Linked DNA regions of Homo sapiens: all the other regions are linked to region 3. A link is a loop called in an ENCODE intact Hi-C map of the cell type or tissue named here. Cell type or tissue: A673. All regions are shown on one strand. Region 1 overlaps EFCAB5 (EF-hand calcium binding domain 5). Region 2 overlaps SSH2 (slingshot protein phosphatase 2). Region 3 overlaps EFCAB5 (EF-hand calcium binding domain 5).

Region 1 (2,500 bases), 67 kb before region 3:
CATCCCATTACTGGGTATATACCCAAAGGACTATAAATCATGCTGCTATAAAGACACATGCACATGTGTGTTTATTGTGGCACTATTCACAATACCAAAGACTTGGAACCAACCCAAATGTCCAACAATGATAGACTGGATTAAGAAAATGTGGCACATATACACCATGGAATACTATGCAGCCATAAAAAATGATGAGTTCACGTCCTTTGTAGGGACATGGATGAAATTGGAAATCATCATTCTCAGTAAACTATCGCAAGGACAAAAAACCAAACACCACATGTTCTCACTCATAGATGGGAACTGAACAATGAGAACACATGGACACAGGAAGGGGAACATCACACTCTGGGGATTGTTGTGGGGTGGGCGGAGGGGGGAGGGATAGCATTAGGAGATATACCTAATGCTAAATGACGAGTTAATGGGTGCAGCACACCAGCATGGCACATGTATACATATGTAACTAACCTGCACATTGTGCACATGTACCCTAAAACTTAAAGTATAATAATAATAAAAAATAAATAAATAAATAAATAAATAATCAGAACACTTTGATCCCCAAAAGACAACTCATTCCAAGAGACAAAACTTAACAATTTGTATCACTTTTAACACTGGTGCCGAGTTCCCTATACAAGTTTGAAAAGACATAGAAGTCTTATCCCTTAGACTTCAGTGGACTTCCATTAGAAAAACAAGCTGCATTGTCTTGTGTTCAGGCCAAGAGTATGCAGGTGTTGTTAGGCAGATCCTTTCTGAAATTCCCATCATTTAATCTGACAGAGGATCTACTCTTTCATTTCATTATCTAGTTGGTTAATTTGTTTACCAGCAAAAGAAAACCACTATAAAAGTATATTTGTTTTATTCAAACGTCATTAATGTAGTTATTAAAAATTTAATTAACTTTTTAGGTAGGAGAGTTCTCTTTTATTTCCAGGACTTTTTTAGTTGTACATGTTCCTCTCATTTTATTGTTCTAACAAGGTCCATACAGAATTCTCTTGGTTTCACCTTCCCATCCTTGATGATAAGAATATTGCTTTCCTTCTAGTATAGAGAGGGCATATTTCTTTTGTGTTTTAATTTTTTTGTAGAAATGGGATCTTGCTATGTTGCCCAGGCTGGTCTCAAACTCCTGACCTCAAGTGATCCTCCTACTTCAGTCTCCCAGAGTTCTGGGATTTCAGGTGTGAACCGCTATGCCCAGCAGGGGGCATCTTTCACAAGAAAATTTCATCTTCTGCTTTTAAAAGACAAAAGGAGGTCAGAATGATTTCCTTGTACCTCCTTGTACCTTTTTTTTTTTTTTTTTTTTTTTTTTTTTTTTTTTTTTTTTTTGAGATGGAGTCTCGCTCTGTCGCCCAGGCTGGAGTGCAGTGGCGCAATCTCAGCTCACTGCAAGCTCTGCCTCCCAGGTTCATGCCTTTCTCCTGCCTCAGCCTCCCAAGTAGTTGGGACTACAGGCGCTTGCCACCAGGCCTGGCTAATTTTTGTATTTTTAGTAGAGACAGGGTTTCACCGTGTTAGCCAGGATGGTCTCAATCTCCTGACCTCGTGATTTGCCCACCTCGGACTCCCAAAGTGCTGGCATTACAGGCGTGAGCCACCATGCCCAGCCACACCAGTCTTTTTTTTTTTTTTTTTTTTTTTTTTAGGCACTTTTAGCTCAGAATAATTCTTATGGCAAAGTAGCATATTTGGGGGTGGCATATTCTGAACTTCTTCACATGTATACCACAGAATATGAACTCTCTTTATACTTTATTAGGTGTGGTTGTCCCAATGGAATGATGACAGAAAGATGCTGCAGACACAGCTAAAGGCTGTGACGTTTCTTTTATGGCAAAGGATACAGATATAGACAGTTTGTTATGTAAAGCAGGATATGATACAGCATACGTCCAAACAGAAGTCTCCCAAAGGTCTCCACAGGGATTATACCATCGGCATGCATCGAGGTATAGGGTGTCAAGCCATCCTGGCTTGCCTGGGACTGAGGAGTTTTCTGGAACATGAAACTTTCTGTGTTAAAACCAGGTTTTTGGTTCCAGGCAAAGTGAGGCACTTGGTCACTCGATTTGAGGAGTTTACTTGGCTATACTTACATGCTGTCCAGACCTTACTGCCCACCTGATTATTGTGGCGACTCTAGCCCCACGTCTTCCTGCTTACCAGGGGCAAGTGAAAACACCCAATACATTCTTCTTTACTATGAGACTATATAAAGCAAAGGTCAGTTTCCCAGGTGCATTCTTCAGTAGACCTGGGCCTCAAGCAGTCTGAGGTCCACTCCTGAATCATATAATGGGTTTAAGAATAATTATATGCAAAACTACAAATACTAGAAAGTATGGGATTCAGATATTGACTTTTGATTCTGCTACACGGAGGAACTGTTGTATCCCTTAGCCAGGAGGAATAAGGGCCATGCCTCTGCCTGGATTCTCTTTTTTGGGACCCATTCTGTTCTTGCTCAGTGGTGGTCCAC
Region 2 (2,500 bases), 290 kb before region 3:
GGTCTTGCTCCCATCTTTTCTGATTGGTTGATGGCTATACCATACTAGTTGTGAAATATTTTGAATATCTCCTCCTCTACTTATAGCCACATCTCTTCTGTTCTCTAAACTTTGGTTTAAAACTCTTAACTGTGATCTTAGCTTCACCTGGGGGATCCTACCTGTATGCCTCTTTTGCCCATATATGTTTTCTTATTCGTCTGTCCTACCAGCTATACCAATTGCTTAGCCTGGCATCTGGGTTTAGCACCAGGCCTCTGCTACACGTGATTACCACGCTTCCACAAGAAACTTAAACAATGAGAAGCACTCATAACACCTGGAAGAGGCTAAATAAAATCCATCTGTTATGTTTCTTGTAGCATTAAACATTCTAATTGTTCATGGATATAAAGAACAAGAGGACTAACCAAGGTTACAAAAGGAAACATTATCTAGAAATAAGGACGAAGAACATGTAAAGAAGGATAATGAAGCAACACCGATTACTTAACAAATACTCCTAAATGAACAGCATAATTTTCTCAAACTTTCTAAAATCACTTTCAAACTACAAAGTAGGGAAATACAGTTAGTGGCCCAAGTAAAAAAGAAATTAGAATATTTAAGATGTAGGTATACTGCTAAGACAGTTTTCATTAGGGGGAAATGAATTGTTACTACGTTAATATTTTACTATTTATATTTAAATCTAGACAATTACCTTTTCAGCTATCAATAGAGGAAAAGAGGATATTGAATATCTCTGAACAGCAAATAATCAATATACTCACTGAGAGCTGCTGGAGTCTATAGGGGACACAGAAAAGTGTGAAACAGTACCATACTCAAGGAGTTCATCTGCCTGAAGGGGAGTTCATCTGCCTGTTTTATCTGAAAAGTTGTTCCAAAATATACAGTATAAATGTATGGCACAGGAAGTACATGTCACAGGAATTCAGAAGAGAGATGAAGAAAAGGGAAGAGCAGTAGAAATACATTTGACATCTTGGAGTGGCAGTGAACTGACTAGCTGAGTTAAAACCCAGAGCTTTCCTTAAGGTAGGCTGCAAAGATAAGCTGCAGGAGACAGGACTTTGAACCTGATCCTATGAGGTAGCCAGGGAAGGTATTTATTAGCATCTTAGAAAATTATAAATATGTTGTTTTGATGGCTTTTTTTTTTTTTTTTTTTTTTTAGGAAACACTACAATTTGGAAAGCCAATCGAGAAAAGTTAGGTAGTTTTTCCAAAGCCAGTGACACTGCTAATTTAACTATGGGCCTCCACTAGAGGGCAGACGAGTCGAAGCTTACACTGTGGTTGAACTGGAGAAAGCAGTGCATTCATAGAAAATTCTGAGAAAATTATTTTGTTTAAAGACCATTTTCAGTGCCTTCAAACTTGGACAGAGTCTTTAGCTAGCAGATCAGTCTTTCACAGAAAATCTTTCTGTGGTATAAAATGCTTCTTTTTTTGTTTTGTTTTTGAGACGGAGTCTCGCTCTTGTCACCCAGGCTGGAGTGCAGTGGCGCAATTTCGGCTCACTGCAACTTCCGCCTCCCAGGTTCAAGCAATTCTCCTGCCTCAGCCTTCTGAGTAACAGGGATTACAGGCGCCCGCCATCACGCCTGGCTAATTTTTGTACTTTTAGTAGAGACGGGGTTTCGCCATGTTGGCCAGGCTGGTCTCGAACTCCTGACCTCAGGTGATCCGCCCGCCTCGGCCTCCCAAAGTGCTGGGATTACAGGCATGAGCCACCACAGCCGGCCTAACGTGCTTCTTAATTGCAAAATAGACCAGTAGAAAAGTTATACTTTGGGAGTCTGGCTCAGCTGACAGCCACATGTGCTTATATGTGGTAGGCATATCTGGAATGCCAACAACAGCACTCATCACTGACTATCTTACCTCAATCTTCCCCACTCATCTCAGGCACATCCTAACCACCACCCAAGTTGATGTCTAACTATGTGTATACTATCTGGACCATAATTTCAATCTAGATTTTCCTTTTCATTTTGGTCAACTGGGGAAGTTCTTTATCCCTTTAAAGTCAGAGGTAAGGTGAGGCCACTAGACAAAGACTCTGATATGTGCATTTGCCTCAGCAGGCTGAGGAGCTGTTATATGGTGGAGTGGGGGTTGGTAGGAGCCTTCAGTTCTCATTAACTAGAACACAAGGTGAATGATAACAACTAAATAAAAAGGTTGAGAATTTCATTAAACTTTTGAGAGGCTAAGGCTAGATTTTGTAAAGTACTATAAACTCCTTTTTCTGCTTTGATCTCTTGTCAAAAAAAGATGTATGAGCAGGCTGGGAATGGTGGCTCATGTCTGTAATCCTGGGACTTTGGGAGGCTGAGGCGGGCAGGTCACTTGAGGTCAGGAGTTCAAGACCAGCCTGGCCAACATGGCAAAACTTCGTCTCTACTAAAAATAAAAAAATTAGCCATGCGTGGTGGCACACGCCTGTAGTCCCAGCTACTCAGGAAGTTGAGGCACAAGAATCACCTGAACC
Region 3 (2,500 bases):
ATTGGTTTTGCCTATTTTAAAATCTATATAAATGGAATTATGTAAGCTGTTGAACTGGGCACTGTATTTCTGCTTCCTGGTGATCCCATAAATTTTCTCTTGTTGTTTGTTCACAGTATGTTAACAAATATTTAGTCAACAATATTTGTGCCTTTGATCCAACTGCCAAGCATGTGGAAGTTAATGTACAGCTTATTGATGAATATATCAGAGGTAAATTTCCACTTAATTACAGCCTAAATCTATGCCAACAGCAATAAAACACAGTTGTGATTTTTATTAGGATAAAGCAAGTGGGTCATAAATTCAGTTTTTAGGAGAAAATAGTTATAAGTCTTCTAAGAGGAGGGACACTATGTAATCTATTGCATCATTCCCCAAAGTCATTGTCTATGCCACATTTTGAGAATTCAAAAGCACATCTATCTCCCACTTATTGACTACATGTGCATTATTTATTTTTAAAAATGCAAATGGGGCTGCAATGAGAATGGAAATTTTAAGCAAAAAGGCTATCTTTAGCTTAATAAATAACCAAAGAAAATAATAGACTTTTTCAAGGAGGAGAATCACCAAGAATGGAGAGCAGCGAGGCTCTCAGGTTGGAGAAGACGATTAGCTGTTTGGCCACAGGGAATAGGCCACATATGAGAGTAAATATACAAACAGAGGCCCAAGGTCCTCCACTGACCTGTATTCTCCCACCAGAGGCCTCAGGCTGTGATGAGGAATTCATTTATAGTTTGTTTTTTTCTTTGTTATGAAAAGTAATCATAATTGGGAAAATGGCTCTGTAGAAATTGCTCACTAAATCTATCCCTTTCCTCCTCTTCCCGCTCTCCTACTATCTGTGGAGGCTCTAGACCAACGCAGAAGAGTTTCTGGATTAACGGGGAACTATCCTAGCTTATTCCTGAGAAGCCTTGACCACCAACGCTACCCACCACTTTCTGCTTTCCAATAGTGCCCTCTGGTGGAAGAAATATTAATTGCAGTTAACGGAGCCCGACTCAGCCAGAAAATAGCCCATAGGCTCCCCAATCACCACCGCCAAGCCTTTAGTGTTAACCACAGTCTCCGCAGCAATCAAGAAAGTTCGTAGGTCACCCAGATACCAACCCTCTCTCCTTCAGATGCAGTTATATCAGGAAATTCTAAGCTTCCAGCTTAGGGGAAGGGAGAGGAATTCTTCGGGGTGCCTTTCTGTTTGTGCCAGAAGGAGAGGAGTCTTCAGGCAGGGCAATCTGCTGCTGGAAGTTTACCTGGCCTAGCAGCTTTAAGTAAGGGCCCTACTCCACGAATCTACCCAGAATGAAATGTCACCAATAATACCTGTAGGTTCAGCCTGTGACAGGCAGAGACTGCTGGACTATATAGCATAGCTCCTAACCCACCACGCCTTCCAAACTATTATTTTACCAAAAGGGCAGAATTAGGACTGGTAATGTGTCCATACTTTCTTAGGGCTTCCGCTGCCAACTCTCACCCCCACTTCATCCTAGTTCAGGAAAAGAGTATTTCCTAATGTAAATGACGAGTTGATGGGTGCAGCAAACAAACATGGCACATGTATACCTATGTAACAAACCTGCATGTTGTGCACATGTGCCCTAAAACTTACAGTATAATAATAATTTTTTTAAAAAGAAAGAAAAGGGTATTTTTGGCCAGGCACAGTGACTCACACCTGTAATCCCGACACTTTGGGAGGCCAACGTGGGCAGATTGCTTGAGCCCAGAAGTTGGAGACTAGCGTGGACAACATGGCAAAATCTTGTCTCTCCAAAAAAAAAAAAAAAAAAAAAAAAAAATAACTGGGTGTGGTGGTGCACGCCTGTAATCCCAGCTACTCAGGAGGCTGAGGTGGGAGATCACTTGAGCCCAGGAGGTTGAGGCTGCTGTGAAATGTGATCATGCCACTGCACTCCAGCCTGGGCAACAGAATGAGATCCTGTCTCAAAAACAACAACAACAAAAAGGAGATACTTTTTTTATTCTGATGAAACTCTAGGCAGCTGTGTCTTGCCTTTAGATTGAGCCAGTCATCTGTGAAGTAACATTGGGTAGCTTTGTTGGGCAGGCCTGGCCTCCCAAGACTGTGCCATTGCAGGTGAGTGCTGCTGACATACTTCCCTGTGGGGGACCCTCTGACTCCAGTGAGCACTCCCAGACAGCTGTGTTTGCAGTAGTACATCAATAGCCTACTATTCTCTGTCACTTTGCCTAAGATACTCCTAGTAGTTGGTCTTTTCTACCTGGAGATTCATGACGTGACCACCCTCTCAAGGACCTATTCTCCCCACTCCACTTGGGACCTCTGCTGCCAGCCTCACCTGGTCGTTCAGGATGCCCCATAACTGCTGCATGTCTCCCTCCCAGGAATTTTAGACAGATGTTGCCTGTTTGGAAATGTTCTTAGACCCAGAGGCAAGAAGAGCTGTCCCCTATTGCAAGTATAACCAGAATCACTTTTCTGTGTAGAACCTGGGTCTCTGCCAAG

What was found. Peaks named below come from ENCODE experiments on the same cell type or tissue, not always from the same donor. Only the 100,000 strongest peaks of a DNase experiment are listed, where the experiment ranks them.
Region 1: it touches region 3 in a loop (8-fold over the local background); 49 of 110 quality-filtered maps call a loop at or near these places.
Region 2: it touches region 3 in a loop (9-fold over the local background); 62 of 110 quality-filtered maps call a loop at or near these places.

What each region holds. Positions count from the first base shown.
Region 1 is chr17:30,025,655-30,028,154 of GRCh38, forward strand. All of the region lies in intron 7 of EFCAB5 (EF-hand calcium binding domain 5), which reads left to right. Among named protein-coding and RNA genes, the nearest start is that of EFCAB5, 85 kb to the left of the region's middle. In A673, a CTCF peak has its summit at 1,188 (motif pointing right); a DNase peak (open chromatin) is centred at 1,217.
Region 2 is chr17:29,806,678-29,809,177 of GRCh38, forward strand. The region is part of intron 2 of SSH2 (slingshot protein phosphatase 2); the gene reads right to left. Among named protein-coding and RNA genes, the nearest start is that of SSH2, 120 kb to the right of the region's middle. In A673, a CTCF peak has its summit at 1,278 (motif pointing right); a DNase peak (open chromatin) is centred at 1,274.
Region 3 is chr17:30,092,724-30,095,223 of GRCh38, forward strand. It overlaps EFCAB5 (EF-hand calcium binding domain 5), which reads left to right. Exons shown (of 23, transcript NM_198529.4): 22 at 117-213. Among named protein-coding and RNA genes, the nearest start is that of NSRP1, 23 kb to the right of the region's middle. In A673, a CTCF peak has its summit at 974 (motif pointing left); a DNase peak (open chromatin) is centred at 968; H3K27ac peaks cover 1,734 bases.